Linked DNA regions of Homo sapiens: region 1 is linked to region 2. A link is a contact called in ENCODE Hi-C or POLR2A ChIA-PET data. All regions are on one chromosome and are shown on one strand. The core of a region is the stretch at or near the end of the contact, and the rest is flanking DNA. Distances in the headings are between cores, read along the strand shown.

The links. Hi-C counts contacts between places; a loop is a spot of excess contacts on that map. ChIA-PET counts read pairs that join two places held with the same protein, here RNA polymerase II (POLR2A). Pooled maps may share reads with other maps.
Region 1: a loop to region 2 is called in a map of CD8-positive, alpha-beta T cell, with 22 times the contacts of the local background. The contact joins two enhancer-like sites. A Hi-C loop is called at or near these places in 8 of 168 maps with a recorded cell type or tissue (CD4-positive, alpha-beta T cell, CD8-positive, alpha-beta T cell, MCF 10A and 4 more), 1 of 37 single-sample maps with no recorded cell type and 10 of 50 pooled maps. POLR2A ChIA-PET finds 5 or more read pairs at or near these places in 3 of 52 experiments (MCF 10A, OCI-LY7 and PC-9).

What each region holds. Positions count from the first base shown.
Region 1 is chr2:65,571,692-65,574,690 of GRCh38, forward strand. No RefSeq gene overlaps it. Among named protein-coding and RNA genes, the nearest start is that of LINC03050, 29 kb to the right of the region's middle. Within about 2 kb of position 1,605, at least 2 of the 41 ENCODE cell types and tissues checked have a DNase peak (open chromatin) inside an H3K27ac peak, as active enhancers do.
Region 2 is chr2:65,381,614-65,384,784 of GRCh38, forward strand. The region is part of intron 1 of SPRED2 (sprouty related EVH1 domain containing 2); the gene reads right to left. Among named protein-coding and RNA genes, the nearest start is that of SPRED2, 49 kb to the right of the region's middle. RefSeq lists enhancers at 1,386-1,515, 1,726-1,775. Within about 2 kb of position 1,358, at least 21 of the 41 ENCODE cell types and tissues checked have a DNase peak (open chromatin) inside an H3K27ac peak, as active enhancers do.

The DNA of each region.
Region 1 (2,999 bases), core at 355-2,854, 190 kb after region 2:
AGCGATTGTCCTGTCTCAGCCTCCTGAGTAGCTAGGATTACAGGCACCCGCCACCACGCCCGGCTAATTTTTGTATTTTTAATAGAGACGAGGTTTCTTCATGTTGGTCAGGCTGGTCTCGAACTCCTGACCTCAGGTGATCCGCCTGCCTTGGCCTCCCAAAGTGCTAGGATTACAGGTGTGAGGCACCGTGCCTGGCCAAGAAGTACGATTTTTGCAAAAAAAAAAAATTCATATAAGAACATGTCCTGGCTAAAAAAAACTAAAGAAATAAAGAATAAAAATAATTTTTAAAAGTCTTTTTTGTTTTTTAAAGCAACCAATTTGCTCCATAGTTATTATGTGAGAGATCTTTAGAATTGTGGATGGCTGGGAAACTACTCATTTGCCACTCATCAAGTAGATTGGTTTTGCTTTTGATTTCTTGGTGATTTCTTGAAAAATGTATCTGCCCTCCCCCCAGCCCCGCCCCGCAAATTCATATGTTGAAGCCCTTAATGGCCCAGAACTTCAGAATGTGACTGTAGATTGTATTTGGAGATAGGGCCTTTAAAGAAGTCATTAAGTTAAAACAGTCTTTAGGGTGGGCCCTAATTCAGTATTACTGGTATCTTTATAAGAAGTGGGGATTAGGACCCAGCCAACACGGGCTGAAGGACAGCCATGTGAGGACACAGTGGAAAGGTGGCTATCTGCAAGACTGGGCATGGTGGCTTACACCTGAAATCCCAGCACTTTGAGAGGCCGAGGTGAGAGGATTGCTTGAGCCCAGGAGTTCAAGACCAGCCTGTGCAATGTGGTGAAACCCTGTCTCTACAAAACAATACAAAAAATTAGCCAGGCATGGTGGCGTGCACCTGTAATCTCAGCTACTCGGGAGGCTGAGGTAGGAGAATTGCTTGAATCCAGGAGGTGGAGGTTGCAGTGAGCTGAGATCCAGCCACTGCACTCCAGTCTGGGCAACAGAGAAGACACTGTCTCAAAAAAAAAAAAAAAAAAAAAAAAGAGAAAAGAAAAAGATGGCCATTTGCAAACCAAGAAGAGAGGCCTCAAGAGAAAATAACTCTCCAACAAAACACTTTGGGCTTCTGTTAAGCCCCCAAGTTTGTTATGGCAGCCCCAGCAAACTAATACATTTGGTTTTTTTTTTTTTTTCTTTTTGAGATGGAGTCTTGCTCTGTCGCCCAGGCTGGAGTGCAGTGGCGCGATCTTGGCTCACTGCAAGCTCCGCCTCCCGGGTTCATGCCATTCTCCTGCCTCAGCCTCCCGAGTAGCTGGGACTACACGCGTCCGCCACCACGCCCGGCTAATTTTTTGTATTTTTAGTAGAGACGGGGTTTCACCGTGTTAGCCAGGATGGTCTGGATCTTCTGACCTCGTGATCCGCCCGCCTCGGCCTCCCAAAGTGCTGGGATTACAGGCGTGAGCCACCACGCCCGGCCACATTTGGGTTTTGTATGACTTGCTTCATTCAGGCCAAAGATAAATTGAGGAACATATATATATATTTGTATTGGACATTTGCTTGGATCCAAAATATGGCAAAATCAAGTCTGTTTATCTAGCGGGAACTTAGCCATTGACTACTTGAGGACTGTTTCTCTTCAAACCTTTGGGGACAGTGACATCTAGTGGTAGTTTCTTTTATATACCCTTTTCAGTTCTCTTCTGGCCGTACATTAGAATCACTTGAGGGGATGGGAAAAACAAAACAAAACAAAAAACAAAAGGCCTTGCGCGGTGGCTCAAGCCTGTAATCCTAGCACTTTGGGAGGCCGAGGCGGATGGATTGCCTGAGCTCAGGAGATCGAGACTAGCCTGGGCAACACAGTGAAACCCCATCTCTACTAAAAAAAAACAAACAAAAAACAAAAAGAAAATTAGCCGGGCGTGCGCCTGTAATCCCAGCTGCTCGGGAGGCTGAGGCAGGAGAATCACTTGAACCAGGGAGGCGGAGGTTGCAGTGAGCCAGGATCGCGCCACTGCACTCCAGCCTGGGTGACAGAGGGAGACGCTGTCTCAAAAAAAAAAAAAAAAAAAAAAAAAAAAAAAAAAAAAAAAAGGCCAATGCCTAGGCTTTACCTAGCCAATTATGCCAGAATCTCTGGGAATGGGAACCAGTCATCAGTATTTAAAAGGGCTTTCTACATTAGTCCAAAGTGTACCCAAGGTTGAGAAGCACAGATTCTTAATGAAAGCAACTCTGGATTGTAAAAATATGAGCTCATATTATGTTGCCATTTCTCACAATATGAAAAAGTTTGTTAACTTCTGCACTTATTTATTGTCCCTCTGCCTCCAAAGAAGGTAAAATACATGAGGGAGGGAGCACGGTCTGGTTAGCTTTTGGATGCCAAGAGCCTGGAACAGTGCTGCACAGTCTGGGCTCATAATAGCTTTTGTGAAATGAATGAATGAAAAATAGAGCATGGGACCAGGCGCCCGGTGGCTCACGCCTGTAATCCCAGCACTTTGGGAGGCCGGGGCGGGAGGATCACCTGAGGTCAGGAGTTCGAGACCAGCCTGGCCAATGTGGTTAAACCCCGTCTCTACTAAAAATACAAAAATTAGTTGGGCGTGGTGGTGGGTGCCCATAATCCCAGCTACTCAGGAGGCTGAGGCAGGACAATCGCTTGAACCCGGGAGGCAGAGGTTGTAGTGAGCCGAGATCGTGCCATTGCACTCCAGCCTGGGCAACAAGAGCTAAAAACTCTGTCTCAGAAAAGAAAAAGAAAAAGAAAAAGAAAAATAGAGCATGCTGTCAGGTTGCATTAATCTGGAATATGGCTGTCATGTGAAACAGCAGTCTCACTGTGAAGTTTAGGACATGTTATATTTGGTTCAATTGAAAGTAACTTATGGAATCTTATAGGATTCCAAATGTCTGAAACAGACGTTTCTTGGTCTGTCATACAACTTTGGTTGACTTCTTGGCATCTTTATGCCTCTGATCCTAGGAGAGGATTTTCTGAGTTTCAATATAGCAGCAGGTTCTCAAT
Region 2 (3,171 bases), core at 108-2,607:
GCAAAGGTTCAGTACATGACAGACAGCAGGGTGGGCAAAATGTGGCAAAAGCAGGGAGGTGCCTCGGTGCAGGGCCGCTCCACTGGCTGATGACAGAAGCCCTCAGCCCCGGTCCCTGAGCAGAGAGATCTCACCGTGTAATATCCTCTAGCAAATGGGAACTGTGCAATTCAACAGGTTCTGCCTGGACCTCTGAAGTCAACATGAGACTCCTCCTTGCAACAGGGAATTACTTGGGGGCTTTCAGACACCAGTGGAATTCCCCCCACCACACACACCTTTTTCCTAAAATGCCAGCTTGACATTAGGAGGTTGGTTGTGGGTCTGCACTTCTGTACTTCTCAAAGCAGGAGTTTCCTTGGTTTCACATCCACCTTGTGTTTTCCCAATATATGTCTGCGCTTGAGTAACCACTCCAAAGGGAGAAGGGAGGGGGAACTGGTCTAAAAGAGTGGCTTCCCAGTCTTTGCTGGGTGGTTTCTGAGATGGTCCTGCAGAGGAAGGGTTAAAAGGCAGCTACTGGAGCAGCCTGACCTGTGGGCAAAAGAACAATTTAAACAAGAAAATAAAATAAAACAATAGCCCCTCTGGACACCATCACCTCCACAGGTCCCATGTGGGACAGAAGGGAAGAGTTCTGCATTTAAAAAAAGATTTCCAGGAAGAAGGCTGGTCCAGGAAGAAGGCTACGAAGAAGAAGAAGAAAAAAAAGCCAGGGGGGGTGCTTTGGAAAGGATTTTTAGAAATTCTTGCTGCTGCTTATTAAATTATTAACTTTTTGCCTGGAAGCAGGCTGTCCCACACACTACCCTAGGCAGTCTAGGGTTAGGGCTGGGTAACCCCCCCTCAGCCAGACCACTAAGGAGAGGAGCCTCTGGGAATGTACTGGTTTCAAAGCCACAACTGGCAGCTGAACTCACAGCACAGACTAGCGGTACTGTCCCATAGAAATGGAAACTGAGCCACATACACAGTTTAAAATTTTCTAGTAGTCACATTTAAAGAGTAATTAAAAAGCAGGTGTCATTAATTATAACATAGTTGACACAAACCAAGATATCTAAAATATTTGTTTCCACAGTAACCAAAATAAAATAATCATTAATGAGATACTTCACATTCTTTTTTTTCTTTTTGTAATAAGGCTTCAAAATCCAATGTGTATTTTGCACTTTTAGTCAGTTCGTACAAGCCTCATTTCCAGGTTCAACAGCCCAGGTGGCAAGGACTACATACTTGACAGTGTGGGTCTAGAAGCCACGGTGTGGCGCAGTAATTCTCAGTGGAGTCACCTGGATCTCTAAGGGGGAGGGGTGCTGCCTTGCGGTGGTGTGTTTGAAAAATGTGGCATCCCAGCCCCACCTCGGAAGGCCTCAGTAAAAGGCAGCTGGCCTTTCTCCAAGTTCCGCTGCGGCACAAGCCGCCACCCACGCAGCCCGGTCACCACCGCCTCTCTGCAAGAGTCATACAAGAAGGCTTACGTTTTAAAAATACCACCGGCATGCTAGCTTGGCGTCTGTAAGCACAAAAAGTAGGAGAGCAAGGAAGGGCTCCAGAGGCAGGTGGACCGGGCCGATGAGTAAAGCGCCCACGCCTGCTTAACCATACTTGTCTATCAGGTCTGAACTCGGCCCAAGCTTCAACAGAGCTTTTCCCTCTTGCTCTGTGCTGTCATGAGCACCAAGTTCACTCTAGTTCCCTTGTCTGTGAGGCCGGGGCCCTGTTTCTAGTTGGAAGATGCTGTAAGAACAAGTGATGGTCCAATGAGGGGTATTTTGAGCTCTTCAAAGGAGCAGAATTTCTTTAGCTAATATCCCCTGTGGTATTCAACAGGGAATTTAAAATATCCTCAGATAGGGCCCTCTTCAGCTATTACTTTATGTCCTTAGAACTCTGGCCAGAAAGAAGCTACCTTTCACATGGAGGAGGGAGGCTGAGTGCCCATCAAAACCCACCAAAGGCCGCTCCCCACCGTTACGTGGGTTCCCTATGTTCTGAGATAAGGCTTTCTGGTTTGGCCCTACTTGCTGTGGTGCCTAATCGAAATCTCCCTAAGGAGAAGTCTGACACACGAGTATGGAAAAGTTCTCTTATCATTTGGAGAATATAATTTAGGGCTGGGTAGATAAACATGTACAGGAAATACTTCTATAGAGGTCTTGATCCTCTGAAGATTAATAACCCATGGAACTGGAGCCCAGCCTCAAACTCAGAGGAAATAGGCAAGTTATAAAAACAGGAAGAACGGGAAGTTTATTTTTGGATGAATATTTGTTCTAGTGAAGCTCTCGATACTGACAAAAACCTTGATCTGCAGGTCATTTGCTGTAGCTGAGCAGCTGCAGTGCATGTTTCTACAAGCTGTCCCACCAGAGATTTCCGGGTCTTTCTGGAAAGAGCCTTGCCCCACTCCTGCAAAACATCTGCCTCGCTGCCACTGGCTGAGGGACTTCTTTCTCCTGCATTCTTGATGTGCAGGATCTGCTCAGCTAGAAGCCTCAGCCACCTGCAACGGCCGCTCTCGGCCTCCTTCCCAGTGCCCAGAGCCGGCCTATCTCCACCAGGTGTGGGAACTGCAGCTCTCGGTGTCTATCCCAGCGTGGTGTTATCAGCCTCCCTCGGTGGACTGCTGGCCTCCCTGGTCTCACAGCCTCCAGTGCCCCTTTCTCCCAACCCTGTCAGCATACTTTCCATGGCTCCCTACTGCTTATGGAATAAAGTCAGATGTTCCCAAGCTTGACGGGCAAAGCTCTTCACAATCCAGCCAAATCTACTTTTACAGTCCCATCTCCATAGGCAGGACCAGCTGCATGATTTGCAGGGCCTGGTACAAAATGAAAATAATTTGTTATTTATTAACTAAATAATAATTAGTTCAAAACTTAGTAAGAATTTCAAGGCAGCAACAGCAGAGCATTAAACCAAGTGTGGGGCCCTTCTGAGAGCAAGCCGGTGTGGTAGCATAGGGTGCAGGCCCGTGAGGCCAGCCCCTTCCCCACACCTCCCTTAGACCGACCCCAGAAGGCAGATGCTACCCCCACGGAGAAAAGCCCTCCTTACCTCTTCCTCACTCCAGTGAAACTCATCCTTTCCCTCAAGGAAGACTTCAAGACAAGAAGATCGGTTTCCACCCTGTCAGGTCCCCATTCAGAGGCACTCTCTGGCCTTGAT